4 separate regions of the Homo sapiens genome follow, and all the other regions are linked to region 4. A link is a loop called in an ENCODE intact Hi-C map of the cell type or tissue named here. Cell type or tissue: mammary epithelial cell. All regions are shown on one strand. Each heading gives the region's core, and the rest is flanking DNA. Links, peaks and the distances in the headings are about the cores only.

Region 1 (7,747 bases), core at 1,063-6,062, 92 kb after region 4:
TTAAAACAGGTTGAAACTTTGAAACTCTTCCTAAAAAAAAAAAAAAATAAGAAAAGAAAATAACATAGAGAACATGTGGGTTCTCAAATTTCCAAATGGCCTTCATTTCCTGTTGTGATTTTATTCCTAAGTTGGTTTTTTAAAACTTGTGGCTGGCAGCATATGACTAGTGTCCTAATCCCCTGAGCAATGTTAAGGAAAATTATACATGCCATAAAATGCTAATCAGCACAGGAAGGCCTGGGACCATACCACCAAGGCTCATTTGTAGCATATACTCCAACAGCTTTTACTGCATATCTTCTGTAAGTCTAAATGCTTGGGGGAAATTTACCAAAGTATATGGCATAACCTGTATCTCCAAAAGCTGATGTTGGATGCTAATTTCAATACCAAAGTAGCACATTTTTCTTTTTTTTTTTTTTTTTTTGAGACTGAGTCTCGCTCTATATAGCCCATGCTAGAGTGCAGTGGTGTGATCTCGGCTCACTACAACTTCTGCCTCCCGGGTTCAAGCAATTCTCATGCCTCAGCCTCCTGAGTAGCTGGAATTACAGGTGCCCACTACCATGCCTGGCTAATTTTTGTATTTTTAGTAAAGACGAGGTTTCACCATGTTCGCCAGGCTGGTCTCGAACTCCTGACCTCAGGTGAGTCACCTGCCTCAGCCTCCCAAAGGGCTGGGGTTACAGGCATGAGCCACTGCGCCCTGCCGTGCATTTTTCACTAGTAATATTCAGAATGGAGTTTAGGAATTCAGGCAATGGCGAGCCAAACCAGAAGTAGCAAGGCAGTTCTGCCAGGCAGTGAAACAGGACCTAGATAGCAATTTGTGTCTAGGCAGTAACAGGGGATCTCAGCACGTGGTTGTCATCAGTCTGTGTTCCACCTGCAGAAAGGAGAAGAAGGTGAACCCAGCAAGCAATAACCATAAGTGGATCAAGCAGCCTGGAGTGAGGCCCCAGGGCCAAGGAGGGGACTGAAGTTCTGGGAGGGACTGAAGTTCTAGGAAGGACTGATAAGGAAAGGCAAAATTCCAGTCTTAGAGAAACTTAGAGGCAGAATGTAGAAGAAAGAACAAAGGCCAAAGCCCAGTTATTTGAACTGGAATACAAGGTAGAGCCTGTGACAGGAATCAAGTGGAAACTTCACAGCTAGAAATAGAGCAGGAGCTCAGAACAGAACCCAGAGCCTAGCTGACCCGATACTGAGTGATATAAGCTACTTACATTTCCTCTAAGAGCAGACTTGGGCCCAGCACCTGGGGTAAGACTGAGCTGCAGGTGACTCTCTGTGGCCCCCACAGGGGGTCGAACCTAAATTCAAAGGAAGGCACCAGGCAGAATGGCCAAACACCACTCACACCAAAGTCCTCCTGGCTCCAAACCCTGTTTTTTGTTTGTTTGTTTGTTTCACAACTTTATCCCTTTTGGCAAGCTGTTCTTGTTATCTAGAATTCGCAAGCCCAAACTCCTCGGGCTACTCACTCTTCAAGATCTAGTTCAAAAAGCATCTTTTATGAGCAGCACTTCCTGGTTCCTCTGGGTTCCAGGAATGCTTTATACATGTCTCCATGATGTGTATACTACACCTTGCCTTCTCCTGCTTTAGTTCAGGTCTCTCTCCCTGCCTAGTCTTCAACCTTCTTGCCCAAAAAGCCTCAGCATCTCTTGAGCCCAGCATAGTGTCAGTATAGAATAGGACCTTGATAAATGTTTTATGATAAATAAATGAATGAAGTGACTGCGTGAACAAATGCTTAAGTGAAAATCATTTATTGAAAATTAATTTACTAAATGAAAATCCAGCAATCAATAAACAGGTTAATCAATATCATAGATTGAACATGGAATACAAAATAGCAACAGTAGCTAACATGTATCTATCACTAACTGTCCCAGGCCCTGTGCTCAGTCCTTTACATAGATTATCTTCTTTCATCTTCATAACCCAAGATATGAGTGCTATTTTAACACCCATTTTACAGATGAGACAATACAGGCAACATATTAGAATCTTTAAGAACTCTGTCTGATCTACTTAGCAATAAGATCCCTCACTTCTGGGGCCCTTCACTTGCCTCAAGGGATATAGTGGCTGTTAAGGGGTGGGGATAAGGATGCGATCAGACTTTGCTTATGTCTCATTCAATCTTATTGCCAGGTCCCATGCAATATTTGCCTTTCCCCTCCTGATGGGAGAGACCATACTAGAATGGGCCAGAGGCCTCTTCATTCTCCTGAGAGCTCTTTACCCTGCTAGCTTCAGGGTGTGAGATGCGGTACAAACTGAAGTGAAATTATAAGGAGTATTTGTAATCACCTGATATTTGCCTATCTATCTACCTCTTTCCAAAGACCACATGAAGTACTTCACGTATATTATCTTCTACTCCTCACTCCACCCTGTGAGGTAGTGTCTTTATCCCCTAAGCCCAGAGGTTTAGCAACTTGCCTAATGTACCAGAAGCTGGAAGCAGAGTCAGGATTTGAACTGAGTCCCATCCAACTCCAGTTTGATGCAATTCAACAAATACCCACCAAGCACCTCCTCATGGACATGGGGACATGGCCATAATCACCTTCACTGGCTATTGTTCAGGATCTCCTTTAAAAGCATGATTTTAGTGGCAGCTTTTTGGTCTGTTATTGGGAAAACGTCACAAAGATCCCATTCATTGGTGTAAAACCTTTGGCATCACTTAGCGACAGACACTGTCTGTGATGCTGGATAAGATGCACAGAGGCTCCAGTTGGAAAATCCAGAATCCTCCTGACTTCTGCTGTTCTCTGTCTTTCTTTCTCTTTAGCAACTCATATGCTCATGTTTACCTGTGGCCATTTTTGTTGACCTGTTCATGAAGGATGATAACCTGTGAAATGATGCACCAGCAGGAGAGAGACGGGCCCAGGGTCCGCACCCTGTGCTGTTTGCTTTGTGAAATTCCAGACTGTTTAATCTGCTCTATCTCATCCTAATAACTCCAGATTCCACTTTTCTTAATGACTTTCCCCTCCTTAAGTGCTTACAGAGTTATCTTTGAAGAAGGAGAAAAAGAATAGATGAATCATTTGCAGGAAACGGGGGGAGAGACATGTGGTTGGAATGGCAGATGGCTGAGCATGTGGGCACATAGCTGTCTCTGTTGTTCCTTCCACCACCCTGTGGGAACGAGTCCTTTGGAAGTGTACATTCATTCCAAGGTGGGGGCTGTGCCCACTTTCAGGTACTAACACGTAAATCCACATCCGCTCGGAGTCATCTTAGACATCCAAACTCCAGGCTCAAACCCAGACTGGACTATTTATTATCTCCTTGAAGTTTTGGCATTAGACCTTCTAAAGATAAAGTGATAAACTACTTTCAATTAGTGACAACAGAATTTCTTGTGCTGTCTCCTTTCTCCTGCAGGATATGAAGTATGTGAATATTCTTCATGTGCCACAGTGCAAGTTGCCTGACCTCCTAAGGGCCTAGCAAATGCCTAGAGGGAAGAGGGAGGAGGGAGAATGTACATTCAGATAAAAATACGGGTTAAGCAGGAAAACATTGATTGTTCTTGCTGGGGCTTTTTGTGGCGAGGGCGTGGAAAGGACATAAAGATACTACAACCTCAGGGACAAGTGCTCATGTATAGTTCCTCAAAGTTAACTTCCTGCTCAATGTATGGAGATGACACTAATTCTGGTCATTTCACTTAAATAACTGAAGTGAGTTTCTAGAATCCAAGAGTACATAAAGTTTGAAAGACTATGACTTTTCCAGAAGGCTTCATTTAGCCCTTCTGTTACTTCTATGCAAATTTCCAAATGTCATCTGGATGTATACGCTAGGATAACCATTTGTTATTATTTTATTTTTAGATATATGACGCTTGTTTTATCAAGAGTCTCTTTCATTGATTTTTTTGTTTCCACTTCCATCACCACCATCTGCGCCCCCTCCCTTAGACCTATACCACAGCACATTAATGTGCAGAAAAATTAGAATTTGTCATATTTTCTCCACCAGCAGCCAGGGCAGCTGCAGGTGAAGGCGGGACGGAGCCCACCTGTCTTTGCTACCTGAACGCACCACCCTCTGGCCTCGGGGGGCTCCAGTGTGCCATGCCCAGCCGAAACACAGAGCTGCCCAGGCCTTCTGGAAGCTTCTGGTCTGAGGGAGGTGTCTCCGAGGATCCTTTTGCCTGCTGACTTCAATGATCCTGTATTAAGCTGTCAACTTTAACAGTCTGCACAGTTTCCAAAGCTTTACTACTCTTAGAGGACACATGCCTTAAAAAAGGAGGGGAGGAACCACGCTGCCACTAAAGCAGCCTGAAGTGCCTTAACTTGTGGAACCAACACTAATCAACCCTAAGTGCGCTACTGAAGGGAACTGCCTTCCCCGCTTCTGGGGGAGACTTACAGAGCGTGGAAGGAGGGCATTCTCTGTCAATGATGCACTAACCTCCCAATCTGATTTCCCTGAATCAGAGGGAAGGTGAGGGAGTGGGGAGGGGGATAGAGAGCTTGAGGGGACACTGTGTTTGAGCTGGAGTGCTGCGGGCAGCCTTTCTCATGGAATGACATGGATCAACTTTTTTCTTTGTTTCATCTTTTAAGTGTACGTGCTTGCCTGTTCATGTGTTCATAAACTCAATCAATCATAGTTTCCTGAGCAATAAAAAGCAAAGGGAAAAAGGAAAAAAACAAACAAAAAAAAGAATTTGTCATATTTTCCTTAGTGCAATAGGTGTTTTGGTAAAATATGCATCTGGAAATTGAGATTCGTGTTTTAGCACATATTATTATACATCACTTGGAAACAAAGCCTTGTGGTTAAGAGCATTTTTTATTAATGAACACTCGTTAAAAATCAGCTTTAATAATAAACATCATCTGGTTAAGCATAAGGTCAGTCCAGAAATGGATCTGAGTAATCATGAAAATATTTCAGTAATCATAAATCTTAATAATAGAATTTCCACCTCCATACCTATTATGATTCGGTGACTCTTTTACTGAAAGTCATTCATATCTCCACAAAAACACCAATTCATGGATTTGCTAAAAGACTTGAAAATTATTCTTTATAATTTTAAGTCATGACTATACTAGAACAATTTTTGTGTCTCTCAAGATTCTTCACCTGACCCCCAAGCCTTAGCCTCTTCCTGAATGGACATCCGTGGGCCTGCTGTCTCAGCCTCCTGCGGAAGAAGCTGGGGCTTTGGGAAGATCACATCTCACCTGTTGCAACAGGAACCTCAGTGGCTACAGACATGGGTCTCACCTGATGGGACTCTGTACCTCATACCTTAATGGCTGCTCTCCTCCCACCTCTTCCAGGCAGTTTAGTGGGATGTGGAATCTGGCTTACCCAACGGCTCCCTTAAATCAGAGTTAAATTTTGAATCAAGGGACTAGAGGTCAAGAAGATAAATTCCTCTTTCTCCCCCCATTGCTCCTCCCACTGCCCTCCCCACCTGATGGACTGTTTCAAGGTGACATGCAGGACCCAGCAACAGGCTTTGTTCTTTGTGAAGTTATGTCCAGCTCCTTAACACACCGTCTAGTATTTGCATTCCTTCCTTTCCTGCCTCACCTTTTTCTCATTCCCTTTTATAGCCCTGAAATTGCACCACCCAACATAGACTTAGCAAGTAATCTTTGCCTCAGGTTTTATGTTCTAGAGAATTTGGCAAAGACGATGAGTTAAAAAAAAAATCTCGTTATATCTTCAATTTGGCCTACAAATTTGGCCTTGAATCTATTTTCTTCTAAATAAGAAGGAAGAATGGAGTTCCATAATTCCCCTTAAGATTAACAAGAGTTGCTCCAATGAAGTATGTATGGGTTGAGAATATGTTCTCTAAACCTCATTTAACTTTCTTGTGAGTTTAATCTCACCACAATATGATTGGATGCTAGAAGTTATTTTTCTGGATTGGTTGCTTCTGCCCAGTTTGATATGGTAGCTTTTCCTATATACATCCAACCTACAGGTATTTGCATACCTACTTCCTGATCTCCATCTTGTTATTGTTGTTGCTATCCTCTGTCATCTTTGAGTCCTTACCACCCATTTTATTTTCAGTGAATTCCAGATATATACCTGAGATAAAGCCAGTTCAAATAAATATTCAAAATCCCTTTGATTCAGGATATTCTGTTTTGTGTAAAATATGTATCACTTAATCAGCTGCTAAAGAATATCAGCTGCCAAAAGCAATATGATATTTGGGGATTGCAAACAGACACTTTTAAACTATCCCCATTCTGAAAAAGAAAGAAGCAAGGGACTTTTACGCTTTTTTATTTAATGGGCAAGATAATAAGATAATTCCTCCTCCTCCTTCTAGTCCTCCTCCTCCTCCCCCTCTGCCTCTTCCTTCTCTTCTTCTCCTTCTCCTCCTCCTCCTCCTCCTCCTCCTTCTCATCCTCCTCCTCCTCCTCCTCTCCCTTCTTCTTCTTCTTTAAGAGACAGGGTTGGCTGGGTATGGTGGCTCATGCCTGTAATCCCAGCACTTTGGTAGGCCGAGGCAGGTGGATCAATTGAGGTCAGGTTTTCGAGACCAGCCTGGCCACTATGGTGAAACACTGTCTCCATTAAAAAAATATATATATATTAGCCAGGCGTGCTACTCGGGAGGTTGAGGTAGGAGAATCACTTGAAACTAGGAGGCAGAGGTTGCAGTGATCCAAGATTTCGCCACTGCCCTCCAGCCTGGGTGACAGAGTGAGACCCTGTCTCAAAAAAAAAAGGGTCTCGCTCTGTCTCCCAGGCTAGAGTGCAGTGACCTGATAATAGCTCACTGTAACCTCAAACTCCTGGGCTCAAGTGATCCTCCCACTTCAGCCTCTTGAGTAGCTAGGAATACAGGTGCCTGCAACACCTGGCTAATTTTTTTAGTTTTATTTTTGTAGAGATGGGGTCTCACTATGTTGCCCAGGCTGGTCTTGAACTCTGGGTGTCAAGTGATCCTCCCACCTTGGCCTCCCAAAGCACTGGGATTACAGGTGTGAGCCACTACACCTAGCCCAGGCAAGATAGCATCTTCCTATGGAGGGGTTGGGATAAGGATAAAGGCTTTTGAATATTTAATAGTATCACTCTCTCTCCTCTGCTCATGCAGAAGGCAGGGAATGTGGTGCTAGATGAGTATATTAACGCTGCTATTTAATGAGTTAAAATTTATCAGAGAGTTTGTATAAATAATCTATTGCTAAAACAGAGCTTCAGACAAGCAACTCTCCTGGGGTTCAAATAAAACAAATAAAACCCAGGACTCTTTGACCCTGACTGGGCCTAAGGAGTGAGGACAGTTCCCATTAAAATTTGAGATTAAAACTAGTTGAGAAGGAAAAGTCAGGCATCAATGAATTATGTTTCAAACTGTGCGTTAGGATTATTAAGTGGCTCCACTTTTTTTTTATTTGGACTAATGATTGACAAATGGTATTTGAGTTCAGAGGCTAAAATGAACTTAACATTATGGTTGCAAAATAAGGTATAAAAATAAAATAGGATCAACAATCTACTCAAAAAATGAGTAAAGGATATGAATAGACAGTTCACAGAAAAAAATTCAAACAGCCTTTAAACATACAAAAACACGCTCAAATTGACTCTTAAGAGAAAGGCAAATTAAAGTTACCATGAGATACCAATATTCATCTCTCAGAGTGGCAAAGGTTTGAGAACACATTGTGTCAGCTAAAGTATGGGGAAATACATTACTGGTGGGAATGCAAATTAGTGCGAT
Region 2 (7,747 bases), core at 1,790-6,789, 240 kb after region 4:
TAAATTATATATATAATATATGTTATATATATTCCATGTAACCAGGACCCAGATAGAGATACAGAACACTTCCAGCACCAAAGCTTCCTTCAATCCCTTCCCTGACAATATCCCTCCTAGCCTCCACACTATGATAACCAGTTAACCAGTTTTGAGTTCTGTGAAAGAGCTCATTTAAATGGAATCACGCTGTACATATTCTTTGGTGTCTGGCTTCTTTCACTCAATGTTTTTTTTAAATCTTCAATTTTTATTTTAAGTTCAGGGGTACATGTGCAGGATGTGCAGGTTTGTTACATAGGTAAATGTGTGCCATGGTGGTTTGCTGCACAGATCAACCCATCACTTAGGTATTAAGCCCCGCATGCATTAGCTACTCTTTCTGATGCTCGCCCTCCCCCCAATCCCACCCTTTTCAGGCCCCAGTCCATGTCTTTCACTCAACTTAATGTCTGTGAGATTCTTCTGTGCTATTGTGTGTATCAGTAGTTAGCTCCTTTTTATTGTTGTGTAGTGTTCCTTTGTTAACTATTGTAACCTCTTAGAGTGTTACATGTAAATATTTTAAGTTAACACTATATTGGCATTGAAGTATGCTCCTTCTCTTCAAAAGACAGATAATCACCTGAAGAAAACTTTTATCAAGAAATTTGAAAGCAGCTGGCCATGCTCAACAAGATTGCACCCCTTTCAGCCGACTTAGAAAACACAGCTCATGTTGTGATGCTGTATATAAATAGCAGTTAGATTCATTTTTCATCTTGTTTTTGTCACTTTGGTAAGTGGATGCAAGCTGCTAGCTTCATCAAATTAAAAAAGAGACCAGGAGATTCTGAAGAAACATTTTGATTTAATTTTTGGATAGTGTAAAATTTTAGAAAAGGGAATTAAAAGCCCATATTGTTATCCAGCTAGATGATGATATGACATGAAAGAGTCTTTAGAATGAATTTTATACTAAATTTGGGATGGTGCTTTATGTTCAGGCCAGCTGTGCATGGAATGGAGTGAGCAGGGATGAGTTGGGAGCAATCATTGGCAGTTTTCTACTTCCTCTCAAATTCCTTCACAGTCTGGCTTCGTTTAAAACATTTGAGTTGGTGTGAATTACTGGAACATGAGAAGCACTCATTTTCAAAATACAAAAAACACATTCCAGAGGCGAATAGAAAGAATGATCAGATTTTGCTGCTTTAGATTGATAGGGAGAATAGAGAACTGAATGACCGAAGACAGATTGGAAATTCATTTGCTTGGATTCTCTTAATGGATTGTACTATGTCCTTGACAAAAACACTCAGCAGTGCCTATGCAAATGCTCACTATCCTTAAAAAGAAATCAAAGGGGCTAAAAAACATTTGGAGATCTTGTGTATGCATCAGATCCACATTATCTCATAAGAGGCAAAGTAGCAAAATCACATGTAGGTTCTGGGATCAGAAAGACTTGGGTTTAAAAATCCCTTCTCTGTCATTGTGTAGCTGTGCAAACTTACTTCAGTTCATTAATATATCTTATTCTCAATTTTGATTTTACTTGGCTTTTCTTTACAAGAAGCATTATCAGAAGTGAATCAATCTCAGGAAGGACCATGCCAGTGAATTTTAAAGTAAAATGTAAAGATGATTAAAGAACTCACTGCCTCTCTTTCATTGATTTATTTGTCTTTAGAGACAAGGTCTTGCTCTGTCACCTAGGCTGGAGTGCAGTGGTGTGAACACTGCTCACTGCAACCTTGACTTCCTGGGCTCAAGCAATTCTCCCACCTCAGCCTCTGAGTGTCTGGGACCACAGGCATGTGCTGACACGCCCAGCTAAGTTTTAAAAATATTTTTTGTAGAGATGAGGTCTCATCATGTTGTGCAGGATGGTCTTGGACTCCTGGGCTCAAAAGATCCTCCTGCCTCGGCCTCCCAAAGTGTTGAGATTACAGCCACCATGCCTGGCCTCTCTCATTTCAAAATACAGGAAGACCTAACCCTCAGTAGGCTGGGGTTACATTTCTACATCTTTATTTAGGAGCTTAAATATGTAGTAAACCATAGCTTTTTCTAGATCTTTCTTTGGCTGGAATTTGCCAGGGAATTTTCTTTTCTTTTCTTTTTTTAAAAATTTTTCTTTTTAAATTGTCTGATGTTTTTTGTTCTTTAATTTTTTTTTCAATTTTTAAAAATTTTTATGGGTACATAGTAGGTATATATGTTTATGGGGTACATAAGATGTTTTGATATAGGCATGCAATGTAAAATAACCACATTATGGGGAATGGGGTATCCATCTCTTCAAGCATTTGTCCTTTGAGTTACAAACAATCCAATTACAAGCTTTATGCCAGGGCATTTTCAATAATATTTAGCGAAAATGATTTTCCCAAGAACTCACCAAATACCAACAGAGCTAGCCATATGATTGTATTTCCTTGTCATGATTTTTTTTAGTTGAGTACTGGGATAGTTTATAGAGAGTTCATTATCCCAGAGGTTGAATATAGGGGAAGAAAAGGGGGTTGTGCAAAGAAACCCAAGTGAGCATTCATTACATGTAATTGAAAGCTAATCATCTCTTCATGGATAACTACTCTACAGAAAAGACCAGCCAAACCACTTAAAACCATCCACAAAGCTCGCTGGCCAGTTAGGACAATAATGCTGAAAAAATATTGCTATGCTCAATTTATTTGATTGCACCTTGTTTTATAGACTGCCTAATGATGAGTGCAGGTTCAAATTCAAATCAAGGAATTTTGCCTCAACAAATTCTTTTCTTCTGCTCTCCTGCACAAATCTAAAGATATTTATCATAAGAACTATATGTACCAAGATCTCACAGGAACATCACCACTGGGTCAGAAGCAAAATAAACTTCACCTGAGTCTGTCAAGAATTGTTTGATGAAATCATCTTTGGTCTGGGAGAGCGAGGTAATAACATATCAACTCAATTTTAAAGGTCCTGCTTACAGAGGACAGAGACAGCCCCCCCCACCCCCCAAAATGCTTTTATTTGCCCTGATACCTAAGATAAAGATTTTATTTTTCAGCAAAGTGATTAAAAATCCGGGTTTTTATTTAAAAATTCTGAGAGATTAGAGATCTAGCGAATTGTTTTTTGGTTTGGACAACAGTGACTCCTTTATACCACAAATATTTGGTAACACATTTTTATTTCTCATCCTTATTTCTCCACTGGAAAACCACTTTATGATAAATTCTGTAAATATTTATTGAAAAAATAAAATATACAGGTTTTATGCTTGGTGCTTCAAGTTTCAAGATGATTGTGTTTAAATCCCTTCTGCTGACGGCTCTTATATTTCTGAATTTGGCTCCCTTAAAATATTTTGTTTCATAGCCAAAGCCAAAAAACAAAACAAAACTATGTTTAAAAACACTACAGGGAAGAAGGAATCACTTCATTGCTTAGTTTTAAAACTACATGAATGACGTCGCTTTTGAGATGTGGAAATACCAGGGTAATTTTGTTTTACTAAAGGTGTATTTTCTTTTCCTTTTAAAGACATATAACAACTATTGTTTTTAACTGGTGAAAGAAAGAATTGGGTTTGGGGCTTTTCATGACCAGGTTAAGTAATTCAGAGCCTTGGTGCTAACAATGAAAGTGAGATTCCCTTTCACGGAAGGGCTGGCCCATTTGAAGTTGATGATTCCAGTCTGGCTGGTCCAACAGGTTTTTATTTCTTAAAGCTTTGAGCACCATGAGTCAGAGGGAGAGGAAGAGAGAGGGAGGACATGAGCTCACTACAGAGAGGTTGGTATTAGAGGAGAAGGGAAGGATTGTTTGTTGGACCCAAACCAGAGAAAGGAGTGGCTGTTATTGCAGCATAAAGCAATGAGCACTGTAGGGGAGCAGCTGAGCTGTTTGTGGAGTCAGCTTCAGGGCCTCAAGGCTGAACTTCCACAGGCAGCAAAAGCATGAGTTACCAGCCTGAAGTGTGAGCTGGTTTTAGAATCTTGTCCCAGTTTTTTTTTTTTTTGGTAGAGATGGGGTCTCACTATGTTGCCTAGGCTGGTTTCAAACTACTTGGGCTCAAGTGATCCTCCCACCTCAGCCTCCCAAAGTGCTGTGATTACTGGCGTAAGCCACTGCACCTGGCCCCCCTCTTTGGTTTTCTCTGCCTGGAAACTTGAGTTGAGAGGCGGGTGTCTCGCCTCTGCCCTTGACTCACCGACATCACACTTCCTTTCATCTGAGTGCTCTCTGAAGTGAGGTCACGTTGGTGAGCTCATCTATATTCAGGAGCCAGAAGAGCAAAGGAGAGCTTTTGCATGTGAAGATCTGCCTGGATGGAAGCTCTGATGTGATGGAAGCTCTTACTACCAATTGGCCAATGGTTCAGATTTTCTTAGAACTAAACTTTTTTTTTGGTCCAGATATGCTAATCAAATGAAAAATGAATTAGGCTGGGATTTCCTCTTCGTAGTCTAACCTTAATGAAAGGAATAATGAGAGAATCTATATTAAATAGGACCCTTTTCATACAAGTAACAGAAATGCAACCTCAAATGTCTCCTTTTAGTGCAGGCAAAAGGGAAGAGCAAAGGAGAGAACTGGGTCTGCAGGATCACTGGAAACAGAGACTTACATGCCTTCCAGTCTCTCTCTCTTTTAACTTTCACTTCTTTTCGACATGTTTTCCTACAGACCTCCTCCACAAGGTTACCTCCTTCTCAGACTCAGATCCTAAGCCTTGATATCAGAGAAGGATTGTCCCGTTTTTGTAAGTCCCAATTTGCAGATACTCAGGAAGGTCCAGCTCAGGTCACACGCAGCCTCTCTGCACAGTGGATGGGCTCTTGTGATTGGCAGTTCTCATGGGAACCATGTAGTGGCGTGAGGGAAGATGGAAATAGGAATGGGTGGGTCTGTGCCAGAAAAGGGAAGGGTGCTGGGCAGATGAAAGAATACATACCTATTACTACACAGAAAAAGGACTATATGTTTGTATTAATCACAGTTCTCTGGAGAAACAGAACAAAAGAATTTTTGATAGAATGTGGCTTATGTGATTATGGAGGCCTAGAAGTTCCATGATATACCATCTGCCAGGTGGAGAGCCAGGAAAGCCAGCGGTGTAATTTAGTCCAACTCCAAAGGCCTGAGAACCAGGAGAGCCAAATGTGTAAGTCTCAGACTGATTCCAAAGGCCTGAGAATGTGGTGGGGGCAGGGAGGGCAATAATGTAAGTCTCTGTCCAAGTCTGAAGGCCTGAGAACCTGAAGTACTGGTGTCTGAGGGCAGAAGAAGATGGAAGTTCCAGCTTAAGCCAAGAGGTGAATTCATCCTTCCTCAGCCTTTTTTCTTCTTAAAAGGGCCCTCAAAGGACTAGCTGGTGTTCATCTGCATTGGTGAAGGCATCCTTTCTCAGCCTACTGATTCAAATGCTCATCTCTTCTGGAAACACTTTCCCAGACACACCCTGAAATAATGTTTTACCTGCTCTCTGAGTATCCTTTAGCCTTGTTAAGCTGACACATAAAATTAACCATCACAAAGATACAAAAGAAGAAATTTTAGTCGAGGTTGAGTCTGAAATATCCATAAAGTACATTATTAAATGAAAAGTATGATTACATCTTTCTGGTTAAATTTTAGCCTTATTAGTGGGAGGGAATATATAGCATTGAATGTTCATTTCATGATGAGATAAAAAAAATGAAAGAAAAATAATTTGGCTGATTTCTTTTGAAAGAAAGTGCAGATCTCTGATGACTCCATGCAAGCTTTGGGTTAAATTTAAAGGTATCTTCCTAATGCCGGGGGAGAATCTCTGAGCTTCGTGACTCTGGGTTCTCTGAAGATGGCTCTACTCTTGAAGGTGTTAATCACATGAGACTTTTGTAAAAATTCAATCAATTTCATTTCTCTGTAAGATGCTTAAAACTATGCCTACAAGTGGGCAGTATAACATTTCATTTCATTGTCTTCTGCAAATGTTTACTATTTGCTATCTATATAATCACTGTATGTTTCAATGGATTTGTTTTGCCTAAAATTATTCCCTAATTAACTCCACTAAGAAAGCAAAAAGGTGTCAAGTTCAGGTTTTTAAGTGGAAGTTGAAGCCCTGGTCAAAAGACAGAGAAAGATTATTTGAAGCATTTAATTGGTTATTATCCAGGTTGGGGAGTGAGTGTGATCTTAACGGCAGTTGAGAAAGATTTTTGAGCTTGGACGAAAAGGTGGAAAAGGATTGATTGAGCCCAGGAATTTGAGGCAGCAGTGAGCTATGAAGGTGCTACTGCACTCCAGCCTAAGTGACAGAGCAAGACTGTGTTGTGCAAACAACAACAACAACAACATCAAAAACCAAAGACAAAAAAGAATGTAATTATACATTTGGTTAACACTAGAGTGTTTTATTTTTGATAGATATTCAATTTATTTTAGGTCTATTAAATATATTTAGACTGTAAGTTTTATATTGTCATTTGATGGAAATTGTGTATTTCACTGAAATTTTACAATTTAAAACATTGGCTTGAGACACAGCCAAAATTGCTGAATAGGAACAGCTCTGGTCTGCAGCTCCCAGAGAGACCAACGCAGAAGGCGGGCAACCCGCAGACCAGGAGATTCTTTTGTGTGCCTACATGACCAGAGCCCTGGGTTTCAAGCACAAAACTAGGCAGCTGTTTGGGCAGACCCTGAGCTAGCTGCAGGAGTTTTTTTTCATACCTCAGTGGCACCTGGAACCTCAGCAAGACAGAACTGTTCACTCTGCTGGAAAGAGGGCTGAAGCCAGGGAGCCAAGTGGTCTTGCTCAGCAGGTCTCACTCCCATGGAGCCCAGCAAGCTAAGAACCACTGGCTTGAAATTCTCACTGCCAGCACAGCAGTCTGAAGTTGACCTGGGACAATTGAGCTTGGTTGGGGGAGGGGCATCCACCATTACTGAGGCTTGAGTAGGTGGTTTTCCCCTTACGGTGTTAAGGAAGCTGCCAGAAAGTTCGGACTGGTTGTAACTTACCACAGTGTGGCAAAGCAGCTGTTGTCAGACTGCCTCTCTAGATTCCTCCTTACTGAGCAGGGCATCTCTGAAAGAAAGGCTGCAGTCCCAGTCAGGGGCTTATAGATAAAACTCCCATCTCCCTGGGACAGAGCACCTGGGGAAGGGGCGGCTGTGGGTGCAGCTTCAGCAGACTTAAACGTTCCTGCCTGCTGGCTCCAAAGAGAGCAGAGTATCTCTCAGCACAGCGCTCAAGCTCTGCTAAGGGACATACTGCCTCCTCAGGTGGGTCCCTGACCCCCATACCTCCTGACTGGAAGATACCTCCCAGCAGGGGTTGACAGACACCTCACCTCATACAGGAGAGCTCTGGCTGGCATCAGGTGGGTGCCCCTCTGGGATGAAGCTTCCACAGGAAGGAGCAAGCAGCAATCTTTGCTGTTCTGCAGCCTCTGCTGGTGATATCCAGGCAAATAGGGTCTGGAGTGGACCTCCAGGAAACTCAAGCAGACCTACAGAAGAGGGGCCTGATTGTTAGAAGGAAAACTAACAAACAGAAAGCAATAACATCAACATCAACAAAAAGGATGCCCACACAAAAAACCCATCCAAAGGCCAAAACTAAAAACTCTCAATAAACTAGCCATTGATGGAACATATCTCAAAATAATAAGAGCTATTTATGACAAACCCATACCAATATCATACTGGATGAGCAAAAGCTGGAAGCATTCCCTTTGAAAACCAGCACAAGACAAGGATGCCCTCTCTCACCACTCCT
Region 3 (7,747 bases), core at 1,568-6,567, 440 kb after region 4:
AGCCAGTGCATAGATCAAAGTAGCTCCAGACTGACACTTTAGGGAGGCTTTTAAAAAGGACTGATTCCTGGACCCTGGTTCGGTATGTCTAGAGTAGGACTGGAAGTCTATATTTTATGAAGTTTCCCAAGTGATTCTGATGAATAATCCAGTTTGAGAACCACTGCCCTGGGAGCTGTAGTGTAATCCAATTATTTCCTGGCTACTGGAAGGGAAGAGGTGAAGATGGAGTTCGATTTATTGTATGAAACATAGGTTCCCCAGAGAGGGTCTCCCTGGAAGACATTTAAAAAATCTATTTCAAAATAGTTTTTAATATTTCATTGATTGTCATTCTAAAGCCATAGCAAAGATGATGAACTTTGCAGGTTACTTCCAACCATTCAATTTTATAAAATTGTGTGTAGTTCTATAAATGTTGCAATGATCTTTAGAAAAAATTTTCCCTCTAGTTAAGAGTGCATTTACTTCCCACCCATTAAGCTAAGCAATCATGACATGTTCACACCCCTGAGCACATTTAGTTCTCGATAGAAAATTAGACATTTAGTTTATTGTGGGCACTTAAAGTCACTGGAGATTTTATGATGACTTTTATTTCTCAAAAAAATCTATATTAAACATAAAACTAATATTTATTTCCTTCATTTTTATATAATTTGCTTTGTAAATATATAGCCTTTTGTCTAATCTTACACAATAAATGACTTGTTTTGAACAGATGCCTTACTTTAATAGGATCTTATGTTCTCTCTTTGAATATTTTCATACTTTTTTAAATTAAAAAATCACCTTAACCAAAGATGTAATGTATTCTACAATATAAAAAGTGCTGTGTCCCAAATTTTCAGTCATTGTAACACTCTAGCTAGAGAAATTACTACTGTAGTGGAAAATTGAGTTTCAGCTCTACATCACTTCTGCCTGCTGTGGGGATCTGTTCTTGTCCAAAACGAGTGGCCCTGGTGAGTCTGTCAATTAGTATATCTACTGCTTTGTTCTCAGGGGTGAGCATGTGAGCTCAGGTAGACCAGTTATAACAGCCTATAGTTCTTGGAGCAGTAATTGGCTTAGAAATGAGCATTAAAATGATCAATCTGATGTTGGGTGAGAGAATTATCCTTTTTAAAAAAAAAAAAATCCTCCTGAATTGGCTGAACTGGAAGAATGTGACTCTAGGTCAATTAGAAGTAGTTTTTCCCACCAAATGATGAGAGTTTGTTTGAATAAAAATGTGAGTATTTGGAGAGAGGCAGAAAATAGAGATGGGGAAAGAGACTTATGATGTTCTAGATCTAATTGCATTGACTACTGAACTTCCAGCAATGTGAAGTTCCTGAATTTGTTTTTTAAGTGATCTTGAATTGAATTGACAAACAAATTGAATTGAATTGCACACACAAAAAATCTTGACTAATGCAATTATTTTCTTCATTTTCCAGATGAGTAAATTGAAGCCCAGAAAGGCCAAGAAACTTGAACCATTTAGTAAGTCAGACTTAAACTCATGTCCTTACACTCTAAATCCTGTGTTCTTTATATCATGCTTTCATTCCTTAGCGTCTACTAAAGAAGTCTGGTATTCAGGAAAAACATGACTTAAGAAGTAAATATGGCTGAGAATGATATTATACAAAATAAAAAGTTAGCCGAATTGCTTTTGATCCAAATGTATGCGAGTCTTTGCAAAATTACAAGGGTCTAAGGTGTCAAACATTAAAAAACAATAGGCTAAATACTTAAAATGAGAATTTAAATTTTATGTTATCCAAAGACAAGCACATTTTGTTCAGTAGTCCTTCAGAATTTTAAGTAAGTTTTGTTAAATTATGGGCAGCAGACACAAACCAATAATGCATAAATCTGCCCATGCTCTACTCTGTAGGCTAGCAGAGATATCCTGTTGCAAGTTAAAATTTTACAAATAGCAGGACCTCATAACTTACCCTTAAATTGATGGGCTAGTTTGAATGACTAAAACATATGTAAGTGGAATTTTTCAATCAGACAAAGTGATGTAAAGAGAAAATGAAGTTCTCTTTACTATCTGAAGTTCACCTTTACCATAGTGACAGATTAAAGCTTGTTTCTTCAGGGCCCTATTGTACCCGGAAGTGTTCTTTGATTTTCCTTTTTTTTCTCCAAATCTACCCCTGTTCGTCTTTGACAGAATACCTGTGAGAAAGAATCTGAAGAGCATGATGTTTAACCCTTGTACATTTAAGGAAGTATTAAAGGAAATAAATACAGGAGAAAAGTGAACTGCTAAACATGCCTGAATACATCCTGTCATTAATGTCTGGATTTTATTTTTTACTTTTAATACATATGTTAACATTTTTAATGTAATAACTAATGTATAAAAATCACAATAACATTTACATAAGTTATATAAGGCATATCTGTGACTCCATCACTGATCTTACCTCAGTCAGCCCTTGCAGGAATGTGATTGTCCCCAAGCCCAGCCTGTGCCTCCGTTTTAAGAGGTAACTAACTCCTCTCCTAAATTTTATGCTTGTCATTCTCTTACATTTTTAGAAGTAGTTTAGTTCTTTTTAGTTAATGTTTCCCCAACAATAACATTGTATACTTTTGCTTGATTTTGAACATTCTATTTGTATCATGCTATATGTCATCTTCTGTGACTTATTTCATTTCACATTATGTTTCTAAAATGTCTTTCTATGCTTGTGAGTAGCTTTAGTTCATTCATTTTTAGGTTGTGTAATATTCCACTGCATAATTATTCTATAATATAATTCATTTAGTCACTCTCTTGTTGTTGGAAATTGGAAGGTTTTTCTTTTTTTCTTTTCAATTTTTACTGATACGAAGGATACTGTGATACATGTTTTATTCATTTCTCTTGGTATACATGCCCAACAATTCTTCTAGTTTCTAGGGTACCTAAGAGTGGAATTGCTTGGTCTTTGCATGTAAACTATTTAACTTGATATGAAGGTGTCAAACTGTTTTCCAAAGCGATTAATTTGATGTGTGTTCCCATCAGAAGTGTATTAATATCCATTCATTCAAATCTTTACCAATGTCTGGCAATGTCAGACTTCTGTATTTTTGTGCATTTAGTTTTTCACAGGTGTACTCTCTTCCTGATGTCTATTCTGTTCTGGTCAATAAATTTGACTCTGTGTCTATACCACACAGTATTAATTATTCTACTTTTGCCTTTTTTTCTCTTTTTGACAGAGTCTTGATCTGTGGCCCAGGATAGAGTGCAGTGGTGTGATCTCGGCTCACTGCAACCTCCGTCTCCCGGGTTCAAGTGATTCTCATGCCTCAGCCTCCCAAGTAACTGGGACTGCAGGCCCGCACCACCATGCCAGGCTAATTTTTTAGCATTTTAGTAGAGATAGGGTTACACCATGTTGTCTATGCTGGTCTTGAGCTCCTGAGCTCAGGCAATCCACCCATTCAGCCTCCCAAAGTGCTAAGATTACAGGCATTAGCCACCGTGCCGGGCCGGCTTTTTATGCAACTTGTCTTGACAACAAATTATCAATGTTCTCAAAATACACTTTGGGATTTTGCTTTTCAAAAGAGGCCAATGCCACCTCAATCACAGCTTTCAAACCTCCTAGCTCAAGGTTCAATGTCCTTTTCCTAGAGTCAGACAGTTGGCCCTGCCAGATTGCTGTGCACTGTCTCAGAGTATGATAGGACAATATTGGAGGTCCCAGATGTCTGCTCCTTCTGTCTCCAAGAGCCATCCTGGTCAACACCGTGTTGGCAGGTCAAAATATGTGCTGCTTGGCCATTTGCCCTTTTATGCATGATCCTGTAAATATCTGTAAGCCACCACTTACTTATCTACTCTCCCAATTATGAGCACCCAGGTTACCTCCAGTTGCTGGACACTACAAACCACACTGTCATCTTTGTGCATATATGCTTGCAAGCCTGTGTGAGGATTTATTTGAGATATATGCCCAGGAATGAAATGGCTGGATCATAGGTTATGTAGATACTTTATCTGCTTAAATAAGAACAGCAGCACCAATGTACACTTTCACATTACTCAACATCTTTACCTATGTGTCTCTGCATGCACAGGTATAAAGTCTGGAAAATTACAGTTTTGGCCTTACTCACACAACTTCCTGAAAATAATTTCTCAACCCTAGTCCCCATACATCATGAAAAGAGCCTTTCCTTATGACAATGTGGACTTGTGCTTCTTTGTCCCACCAGGTCCCTATCTATCTTTCTGCCTCCTCCCTATGCATGAAGCACCTCATCCTCAAATTTGGGGAGATCCTGTCCAATTTAAAAATTCTGCTACTCAATCATACTAAAATAGAAAGCTATGATTGATTTTGATGAGTATGACTATCTATTTGGGGTGGGAAGAAGAGATGAACATGGTTTGTTTTTTAGATGGTAAAAACAACTAAATAGAACACTAAGAGATGTGAGCAAGCACTAGAGTGGTGCCAAAATTGTTCTTCGCTCTGATCCCTCCGTTCAACAGATCTATAAAGCCCTTCCCAGTCTCTCTTCAGATGCCAGGGCTACGGGATTCCACTGGCTGTAGCACCTCATCGCCTGCTGTAGGCTCCATGACTCGTTTCCAGTCTGCCATCTTGTGGTCCTTCCTGTTGCTGCATTCATACTGGTTTACCGAGAGGGCAACAGTGGATTTAGTAGACTTCACGTAGCTTGCGTCGCTGCTCCTGTCTCCGTGTAACTCACAATAAAGAGATTTTGGCATCAACCGTGAGCTTAGGGGTAGAAGGGTATATGTTAGGAGGTGGGAGCAGAATCAATTCTTCAAATCTTAATGATGTAAGTCATAAAGATGTTTCCTCGAGCCACTGTTGATTCATTGTTAATGATTCATTGTTAATGATTCATTACTGCGTTTTCTGCAACACTAAGAAACCGTTGTTTCTACTAACTTTATAAAAAACATATAAGATAAAGAACAAGTGAAAATCCAGATTTTTTTAATGAGGTATGTATACCTTCGTGGAAAATTTGAAGACAGAGACAATGTTTTACTATTTTCATTTTTGCACCTACAGTTTCTAGCATAGGCTTGGCATCTTGTAAATATTCAATAAATGTTTGTTGAATGAGTGCGTTAATTGATTCTCCTACCAGTCTGAGCTATCAGTTATGTCTCTGTGGCTAGATGGACACCATGTCTTCCATCCCTGCCAAGAGTTCAACTGAATTCAAGTTTATAAATGGAAATGTGTGTGTATGAAGGAATTAAAACAATTCAGAAAATATAAAGTTTTAAAAACGACCTTTCCTAGACATAGTCATTGTTAATAACTGGGTATGTATCTTTCTAGACCTTTTCAATATTTCTATGTATTTACATATATAAATATACAAATCTATACACACATATAGATTTATTAAAACATAAAAGGGGTTTCTTTGGGAAATAGTTCTTGAATTTGCTTATTTTTCTTACAGTTAATACGTGTAGGAGATCATTCCATGTCCATATGTAGAAGTCTATAGCATTCTGTTTGGCAGATGGATAGCATTACATAGTATAAATGTCTCATAATGTTAAAATCATTTCCCCTTTAGTGGAAATCTTTGTTCTTACAATGTTTTCCTGTACAATTCTTGGCCATGAAACTTGGTACACAAATGTGTCTTTCTGTAGGTCAGTGTCCATGAAGTGGGGTTGCTGGTCAAAGTATATATTGTATTTAAAATTTTTCACGAATACTCCTAAATTTATTATGAATTGATACAAAGGCCTTGTCTCACGAATTAAGATTAATAAGAAATACGGAAATCATTATTACTTTTTAATTTTTAGGGATGTATTTGACATGATCCTAAATAATGTGGCTGGCTGAACTTCCTGTTTCCTAATCATTTGTATATCTTCTAGATACTTCTATATATGCTGGCTTGAAAAACTGGCACAGAGAAGCATAACTGGGCTTGGTTTTTCTTTTTCTCGTTTCTCCTATGGAGAATTCTAAGCAGCAGGTAGCACCCTGGAGCACTGTGTTTGAGCTCTGAGAGCGGTCCTTCTATGGATTCAACTGGTTCACAAAAGAAAACTTTTGCAGTATCAATATTTGATATATGTTTGACTTCATATTATTACATGACATTTCTTTTTGTCATGAAAAATGAATACTTATTTATTATAGAAAATATTAAAAATGCAGAAAAGTGTTAAAAATATAGAAATAAACTATAGTCTCATAAACCAGTGATAACTAACCTTAACATTTTGGTTTATATCTTACTAGATGTATACTGTTTTTAAACAAAATTGGGATGACACTATATTACCATTTTATAATCTGTTTTTTTCTCTCTACCTAAAAATATATTACAAACTTTCTGCCATATTAATATGGCATCACTTCAATGATTGGTTTAGAGAAAGCATAACCGTATAACACTTTCAGCTTACTCAGAATTTACAACTAGATCTCTGATGCTTCAAACTCATTTAAACACATATGATCTAAGGCAGAGAAATCCTACCTGTATGTTTGTATGTTCTCTGTCACTAATTAGAATAGCTATATCTTTCTGAGTAGTTACTACATACTAAATGTTTTGCAAAGCATGTGACATTATTTCTAATTGTCAAAACTACCTTCAGAAGTAGGTATTATTGTCAAAATTTTGCAGAAGAGGAAACTGAGATTCAAAGAGTTTCAGCAAATTGCTCAAGGACGCACAGTGAGAAAATGGTAGGGTTTAAATTAGAATCCAGGTCTATCTGCTTGTAAAACTCTTGCTTTTTAAAACTCTATCTGCTGTTTTGATATGCATAATATTTTCAAGTATGACTTCTGTTCTAAAAGTCGCTGTCTAATATTAACTTCATAATTGAGTTGAAAGTAATCTCTGAAAGGAATTAAGACGCTTTATTTATTTTCTTTAGCTACGTAAAAAAGTTAAAGCACAGTGTTTATTCTCTTTTCACTGATGAAAACAACGCTTTGCTTGCGGATGGGCAGAGAACTTCTGTAACAATTGGAACTAGAGCGCCATCTGTTGACTGTAGAGTTCTAGGCATTTAATACAGGAAAATTACAAATCTGATCATCACTATTACTTTCCTCAACAAAGAAAATGCCCTCAGCTGCTGGGCGCGGTGGTTCACTCCTGTAATCTCAGCACTTTGGGAGGCTGAGCGGATGGATCACCTGTGGTCAGGAGTTCAATACCAGGCTGGCCAACGTGGCGAAATTCTATCTCTACTAAAAATACAAAAATTAGCCGGGCACTGTGCCGCACACCTGGAATCCCAGCTGCTAGGGAGCCTGAGGCAGGAGAATCGCCTGAATCCCGGAGGCGGAGGTTGCAGTGAGCCGAGATCGCTCCTGCACTCCAGCGTGGGCGGCAGAGTAAGACTCCATCTAGAAAAGAAAAAACAGAAGAGCCCTCAGCAGCAATCTTGGATGAAAGGTCATTAGTTCTGACTTTAAAAGATCAATTTATAATTGATTTAAATTTCACTGAGATGAAATTTATAAAACATAAAATCAATCATTTTAAGGTCGACAACTCAGTGTAACCATCACCTACTTCTATCTAGTTCCAAAACATTTCCATCACCCCAAAGTAAAGTCCATTACCCATCAAGCGTTTTTTCTTGTTACCCCTTCCTCCACAGCCCTGACCACTGTCAATCTGCATTCTGTTTCTATAGATTTATCAATTCTGGATACAGTATTTCACATACATGGAATCATACAATACGTGATGTTTTGTGTTTCGCTTCTTTCAT
Region 4 (7,747 bases), core at 1,540-6,539:
TATTTTGCATTATTCTTCTTCAGCTGTTTCTCTTCTAAGAGCTGACTTCAGAAATTACCTGTTCATCTGAATTTTTATCACTGGCAGTCTCTTTGCTTTTAGAGTTAGGTATTTTGAGTTCTTGAGATGTATTCCTGAGCAGCAATGCACGGTAGCCGCATTCACTGTTCATGCTGTGCATGTACCCTCAGCCACATCACTTCTTTCATTTTGTTTTCCTTAGTCTTGGTCTTTGCTGTTATCTCAGGCACTTCTGCTAGTCTCCAGTTGTGCATCTAAGTATATGTTTTTGTTCTTTGTTTTTTAAACTATTTTCTAGATTTTGTTTAATCCAGCCATATCTTGGGATTTCTGCCTTTGCTTTTCCCTGGTAGTGTTGACTTTCAGTTCTTGGCTATAATCTTTGTCTTTTCCAACTTCTGACAATCTTTTCAGTTCTTCTAAAGTATTAATCATGTTACCACTTCTTTGTACTACTTATTGTATTATCATTTTTCTTTTATTTAAAAGAAAAAAGTAATCTAATTTGGTTTTCCCATTTTTTGCTTCTGTTTCTAGTTATATTTCTTATCCCTGTGATTATATAAATTCATATAAAATACATGTGAAATATATTTTAATTTAACTTGAGTATTTTTTTCTTGTATTATCCAAGTTGGTTTTATTAACTCTTGGTATTTTTATTCTGTCATCTTGTGGTTTGGCCAAGATTGATCAGGAGGGAAATATCCATTTGGCCACTTTCCAGGGTGTTGGGTGGCAGAACTGCAGGCTGATCCCGAGACTGCTTTCCTCGTGAATTAGGTGCTATTTCCATGACTCCACACTCACCTCAGCACAGAGACTCAAGCCATTTTTTCTCTGATTTACTGTCAGCCCTAGTTCATTTCAGAGTGCTAGGCTTTCTTTAAAATGTCAAGGAGTTGCCTGAGTGGCTCTGCTCTTATGGTATAGCCAAAAAGCCATTAAACCAGCTGGGCTGCTTTGTGTTGCTGGGTCAGGCTGACCCAGGCCATGCAAAGCCACTCTCAAACAAATTTTTCACGTATACCCCTAAAAATTCTATTAAACACTGACTTTTCTTCATCGTGGAATTAGAGTTCAATTGCACTCTACAAAATGCTGAGCCTTGTGACTGAATTTTTTTTTTGTGACCTTAAGGTAGTCAGCCTCTGTGTACACAGTTTAAATTATCTGTAAACATGCATGGCTGCTTAAATTAAGTATAAAACATGACTTGCTTTTGTAAAACACTTTGAGGCCCTGTGATATAAAATGCCAGAAGAGTGATAGGATTCTGTATATGAACAACCAATTGTTGTAATTGTTTCTTTTTTTTTTTTTTTTCCTGAAAAAATCTCTTGGGCCAGGTGCGGTGGCTCATGTTTGTAATCCCAGCACTTTGGAAGGCCGAGGTGGGCGGCTAATGATGTCAGGAGTTCGAGACTAGCCTGACCAACATGGTGAAATCCCGTCTCTACTAAAAATACAAAAATTTGCTGGGTGTGGTGGCGCGTGCCTATAATCCCAGCTACTCAGGAGGCTGAGGCAGTAGAATCGCTTGAACCTGGGAGGCGGAGGTTGTAGTGAGCCGAGATCATGTCAGTGCACTCCAGCCTGGGCAACAGGGCAAGACTCCGTCTCAAAAAAAAAAAAAAAAAAAAAACTCTTATAAAAAAGTCAAGGTTATGAAATTTTCTAGACAGGGAACAACTTTAGTATTATGAATAAATAATTGTTAAGTACCAAATTGTGTTTTAAAGACTCTACTTCAAATTAATAAATATGGATCCCTCACTAAGCCAAAGACTACTTAGTTCAAAACTTTCACACAGAATGGAATAGTCAGAATAGAAGTTGTGCTGTGTTCATTTATGATTAGTAAACTTTACTTTGAAATACTAAATTCAGTAGATTAAGTTTTTTTCAAAGCTTTAGGCAAATTTACATGCAGTTACTTGGGAAATATTTTAAAACTAAGAAATCTTTTTTTGAGGTCAGTATTAGGATTTAAGGAAAATAAACATCTTATTAAAATATGTAGAATAAATGGTATCTAAGTGAACTGATGAATTTTTCTTTCTCTGTTTGCAGTGACCATGAGTGTTTTATTTCTGAGTTTGAAACGAGATAACATTTTTATGATTTGTATTATGTTTTCTATGAGACTCATCTGAATTGCATAATCTCAATCTGCTGAGTAAAATAGTTTGGCCTTTTGCAAAAGCCACCCCTTTGCTAGCCTTAAGCGCTTCACTTGTTTGAAGGTGGGGAATCCTGCAGAGTCTTAGATCTTGGGTACCAGCTGACTAAATGTATAAATTACTAATTCCTACATGGATAGAGGGGGTGATAGCCATATTACTTTTAAAATAAATGAGAGAAGGAGGCCACATGAAAGAAGGCATGAAATATCAAATTCTCTCTATGTGAAATAGCCCCCTCCCGGGTTCTTCCTACTTATCTAACTACAGATCCTTCGTAGTACTCCTGGCCTAGGCACTCCATCTTAATTAAAAACATGAGAACAGTACCTCTCTCTCTTTTTTTTGATGGGAAAGAAGCCCAGTTTTTACACAAGGTATCTTGACCCTACCCATGTTGTGCTATAGCACATCACTAGTTCATGCTGACTTTATCTTCTTCAGACTGTCATGAGTTGGATTGCATTGTCCTGCCCCTAGACAAAACCAGACTTTCCTTCAGTGTGTGTGTGTGTGTGATATTTTTCTCCGGAGCAGCAGTTCCCTTCTTTCTTACACATTTTGATGAGAAGACAGTAGAGCCACTCTAAGCGATGGCGATAGCTCTTAATGACAGTAAAGCATCAAAATAGTTATTCTAGGAGAATTGCAGAATATTGTAAGCAGGGATTATAATTGGTTAAAAAGATTTTTTTAATAAAATAATGTTCTGATGGCTTTCAGTTTTTTATGGCCATTTTAGATTACCTTAACATATAAATTGCATATGAAATTCTGTATGATATTTAGCAGGAAGGAAAATGTCCTTTACCTTAACCAAATATTTATATAATAATATTTTGTGATAGTCTGACCATGATTCATTGTTGAAAAGTACAAGTGATCAATTTAAGTTTTTAAGTCTGAGATTGGGTTTTTATCTCAATCTTCTAATAAGGTTGAAAACATCACCATTTATGATTTTTTAAAATGACCACTTGTCTATCCATTTTGTATTCTACTTCTAACTGGGGTATATGTTTATACTGTTTCAGGCCTCAGTAAATGTTCATTACATGATGATAAAGTCTAACAGTTATACAAGACTGTTCTAAGTGTTTTATACAAATTAAGTTAATATTCCTAAAATCTCGGTGAAATAAGTACCACTATTATCCCATGAGAAATTGAGGTCTATGTTAGTTAAATCTTAAAGTTAGTAAGTGGCAGCAGTAGAATTTCAACCCAGGCACTCTGGTTCCATTCTGTGTTTTTAACCACTTTGATGTAATGCTTCAATATAAACAAAATTACATTTTATCCTGTTAACAGATATTAAAGTATCTGTGTGCTGGACGTTGTACTAGCTTTAGAGTATGCAGCAGTGAACAAGATGGGCATACTCCTTGCTCTTTAGAAGCTTGTAGTCTAGTGAAGGCTTATGGAATTTATTAGTAGAGGTTTTATGTTCGTGGACTCCTCAGTATCATGGACACAGAGAACCTCAATGGGGGATGTGGGATGGTACCTTTGAGGTCATACAGGCTAACCTTTACCTCATTCATTAGTCCCAGTTATATACCCTTGTTCAGCCATGGAGAACTTGGCCTCTCATAGGCAGCCCACTTCATTTCAAGGCAGCTCTAATTATTAACATATTCTTCCCTTTAATAAATATCAGGAGCTACAAGGTACTGTTAGTATTCCTGAGAGTTAGCTAGCAAAGAATTTAACCATATCACCCCCTCAGCATATTTTCTTTATGGAGAGGACTATAAATGTTACTTAGTAAGAACTTCCAGCTCTATTTAACTTATGTGGCAGCAACTTACGCAGTTAAATACTGTTAATTACATCAGGACTTGTTTCCCAACTTGTAGGTCAAGGATTTTTTTTAATGACAGGTGCTGACTCTACGTGATTTAGATTTCTTGAGCAGTTTCAATTTCAGATGGTGCAACTAGATTGTATTTTCTAGGTAAATAATTTTCTGTCTACACTAGGTGGCAGTAGATAAAAGAGAATAAAACGTATGCAAGCAGTCTCTGGACAGGGAGTCTTAAGATTAAAAGGAAAACAAGTCACTCTCACATTTCTGTTCTTTACCTCAACTCTGGACTTAGAGTTAATGGCAGGAGGCTGTGTTTGATTTCTGCTTTATGGGACAGCCAGGAAGAGATAACGGTTTTGGCTAGCTGAGCTGATTGCCCCTCATCCTTACCATGCACAGCTTTATTCCTTCTTTACTATAGCATTGCAGTTATATCTCCCCTTTAACACACTGGCTGGATAATTATAAAATGATTTTACTGTTTCTAAAACTACAGCCATACCCATCAAGCATGGTAAGTGCTTTAAAAATTATTCCACTCCTCTTATCACTGGCCAAGTCTTCATCACTACAGACCTGGATTAACGCTGTAGTGTCCTCACTGCCGTCCCTAATGTATTCATGACACTTTATGTGTCTGTCAGATTACTCTTTCAATTCAGCACATTGTAGCTTCCAACTTTCTGTGCCTTCCCAAATTCCTTCACCCTTCACAATTTGACCCTTGACAATCTTCTTTCTAACCCTGTGTGAAAGTATGTCAGCATTCTTCCACTATGCCATGAAGAATGCTCTTTTACTCATCTCCCTCTCTGTTTTTGTTTTCTAGATCTTTTATTAAAGAGCCGTCATATGCCGTGTTTCCTCCATAGGAAGTCTTTCTCACTGTCTAAGCCAAGCTTGTCCAGCCCACAGGTCACATGCTGGCTTTGAATCCAGCCCAACACAAATTCGTAAACTGTCTTAAAACATTATGAGATATTTTTGCAATTTTTTTTTTTTTAGCTCATCAGCTATCATTAATGTTAGTGTATTTTATGTGTGGCCCAAGACAATTCTTCCAATGTGGCCCAGGGAAAGCCAAAGATTGGACACTCCTGATAAGCGCTCAGTCAATAGTTTCTTCTTTAAGGTTCGTTAGTACACTTATTGGTACCATTCATTTGATATAAAACTCTGCTATCTTTGTTGCTCTTTGTTTACTTCTTTGTATTCATAATGTTTCAATTTTATTTTTAATTTTTATGTCTTTTCAAATTCTGAAATAGCCTCCCTCAAAGTTAGTCACCACTCTAGGTAATCATTCTGTTGCTTTTCTTTGTAACTTTATATATTTGAATCTATAATTATTGTTTAATTTTGAATGAGTTTGAACTTTATGTAAATGGAATTATATTGAATGTATATTTTCCGTAACTTACTTTTTAATTTAACATTAAAGTCCTGAGATTCATACATATGAATTCTGAATTCATGCATTCATAAATTGTTTTCACTGCTGTATTGCATTCCAGTGAATTTGTCACTGTAGTAATTCTTACAGCCTGTTTAACTGTTGATAGACACTTAGGGTACTTCCAATAGTTTTTTGGCCATTACAAACAATGCTGCTACAAACAGTGTTGGCGTCATTGAGCTTTCTAGTTTTTGCAGTCTAATAGGTATTAAGTGGTATTTTGCTTTAATTTCACTTTTCTCATTACGAATATTCTGAATATATTTATTTTCCATATACAGCACTCTGTTTTTGAGTTATTTATGATACAGTTTCTACTTATTTGAGCCTTTTTTAATGTTAACATAAGTTTTATTCTTTTCCATAAGGTCTTACTCTTTTTTGTATGTTTATTCTGATGTATTTTTAAACTTCTTTGATATTGTAAATGGTGTCCTTTAAAATTTTGCATTTTCTAACTGTGTGCTAGAATGCAGAAATGCAGTTGATTTCATATATTGATTTTGGGACTAACTTAAACTCTGACTATTCTAATGATTTAGCAATAAATTCTAGATAACATTATATATGAATGAGAATATTATTTCTTTCTAATTGTTATCTTAATACCTTTTATTTCCTTTTCTTACTGAACTGGCTAGGATTTTTTTCTTCATCTTTTGAGGTGGGTCATTTTATTTTATTTTTAATATTCCTTTTTAGGTAAATTACATTGATTTTCTAAAGTGAAAACCTTTTATTTCTGGGGTGAATTCAACCTTACCAAAATGATCTTTTCTTATACGTTGATAGAATTGGTAGGCTAACATTTAGCTTAAAATTTTTTTTATCCATAGTAATGAATATACCAATATATTTTAATTTTAGAATATATTAGAAAATGCCCTCCAGGTTTTTACAAATAGTATTTGGTTTCTTATGGTATGAAAATCTCATAATTTTTTTTTATGTATATACACAGATTAATCCAAAGCTTGAGGTAATCGATTTGCAGATCTCTACTCCCCCTGTTATGGATATCCTTTCTTTTGATTCTACCACAGTAAGTCGGGTTTTTTTTTTTTTTTTTGACACTTAAGTGGCATTTAATCATTTGGCATAATCCATTTTCCTTTAAAAAATGTTGGGGGAGGAGATAAAACGTGGCCTATGTAGCCTAACATTTTAGTATAGGAAAAACTTTATAGTCATATTTACAATGCATCTAAATAGTTTACCACAAGGGGGGAGCAGCAACAATTTCCAGGAAAGCTTTTTTTTTTTTTTTTTTTTATACTTTAAGTTTTAGGGTACATGTGCACAACGTGCAGGTTAGTTACATATGTATACATGTGCCATGTTGGTGTGCTGCACCCATTAACTCGTCATTTAACATTAGGTATATCTCCTAATGCTATCCCTCCCCCTGCCACCCCACCCCACAACAGGCCCTGGTGTGTGATGTTCCCCTTCCCAGGAAAGCTTTTACTTTGAGGTCCCTGAGCTCAGTCTAATCCATACCCACTGTCTCACGTATTAAGATGCCACCCAGGTAACATTTCACATGCTGTTGCAGAGCAGATTCCCTATTGTGTTATTTGTCCTTCAGAGGTGCTAAACTTACTTCTAGTCTTCTCATTAGAAGCTGTAAGAAAAACAGCACTGCCGTTGGTTAATCTCTTTTGATGGATTATCCATAAATTAAGAAGTATTTCTAATACTTACAATTTTGTTGATAGAAATTACATATATAAAATTTATTTATTCAGTGTTTTCAAAATTTTCAAAGATTAAGAATTTTAGCCTTTCCATTTAGGATTCTGCTAATTCTTTCCAAGGCAAATCACTGCCACAGTTGATCCTGCTAGTCAGTGCAAAACTAATCGTAAGAACAAATGGGAAGAACAGCGTGGTCTTTGACGACACTACTGCTATGATGTCAGTTTAGTTAAATATTTTGGGTACATTTTTAATTTGTAGCCAAAATAAAACCCTGACATTATGACATTACAAATTCTCTAATAGATCTCAAGAATAGTATTTATTGTAGAGGAATTCTACAGAGGACTAGTCCATTTTGAGTCTATCTTGTACCAGAAACCATTCTAATTATTCAAGGGTCCTTTCAGTGTTAATCCCATAGCAGAGAAGCCTCCTAGATCTCTCATTAGGAGTTTCAGTGACAAAAACGAAGTGAGGGTAACCAATGAGCTGATGGTTAAAGGGAATTCCAAGAATCACTGGTGACCACTAGGACTTCAAATCGATCTGTGTTCTTGTTTCTTACAGTATTCATGT

What was found. Peaks named below come from ENCODE experiments on the same cell type or tissue, not always from the same donor. Only the 100,000 strongest peaks of a DNase experiment are listed, where the experiment ranks them.
Region 1: a loop joins it to region 4, with 3 times the contacts of the local background. A loop is called at or near these places in 22 of 110 quality-filtered maps.
Region 2: a loop joins it to region 4, with 6 times the contacts of the local background. A loop is called at or near these places in 7 of 110 quality-filtered maps.
Region 3: it touches region 4 in a loop (8-fold over the local background); 80 of 110 quality-filtered maps call a loop at or near these places.

What each region holds. Positions count from the first base shown.
Region 1 is chr12:89,366,369-89,374,115 of GRCh38, reverse strand. All of the region lies in intron 9 of POC1B-DUSP6 (POC1B-DUSP6 readthrough), which reads left to right. Among named protein-coding and RNA genes, the nearest start is that of DUSP6, 18 kb to the right of the region's middle. In mammary epithelial cell, for the core only: no CTCF peak of the experiment used is centred there; a DNase peak (open chromatin) is centred at 3,165; H3K27ac peaks cover 4,914 bases.
Region 2 is chr12:89,221,993-89,229,739 of GRCh38, reverse strand. LOC105378255 (a long non-coding RNA gene) reads right to left here and starts at 7,361. Exons shown (of 2, transcript XR_945169.1): 1 at 7,320-7,361. In mammary epithelial cell, for the core only: no CTCF peak of the experiment used is centred there; DNase peaks (open chromatin) are centred at 3,749 and 4,199; H3K27ac peaks cover 1,865 bases.
Region 3 is chr12:89,016,612-89,024,358 of GRCh38, reverse strand. LINC02458 (long intergenic non-protein coding RNA 2458) reads left to right here and starts at 4,667. Exons shown (of 3, transcript NR_038385.1): 1 at 4,667-4,806. In mammary epithelial cell, for the core only: a CTCF peak has its summit at 4,616 (motif pointing left); a DNase peak (open chromatin) is centred at 4,698; H3K4me3 peaks cover 260 bases; H3K27ac peaks cover 431 bases.
Region 4 is chr12:89,458,403-89,466,149 of GRCh38, reverse strand. All of the region lies in intron 9 of POC1B-DUSP6 (POC1B-DUSP6 readthrough), which reads left to right. POC1B (POC1 centriolar protein B) reads left to right here. Exons shown (of 12, transcript NM_172240.3): 10 at 6,432-6,512. Among named protein-coding and RNA genes, the nearest start is that of GALNT4, 63 kb to the left of the region's middle. In mammary epithelial cell, for the core only: a CTCF peak has its summit at 4,197 (motif pointing right); a DNase peak (open chromatin) is centred at 4,189; H3K27ac peaks cover 499 bases.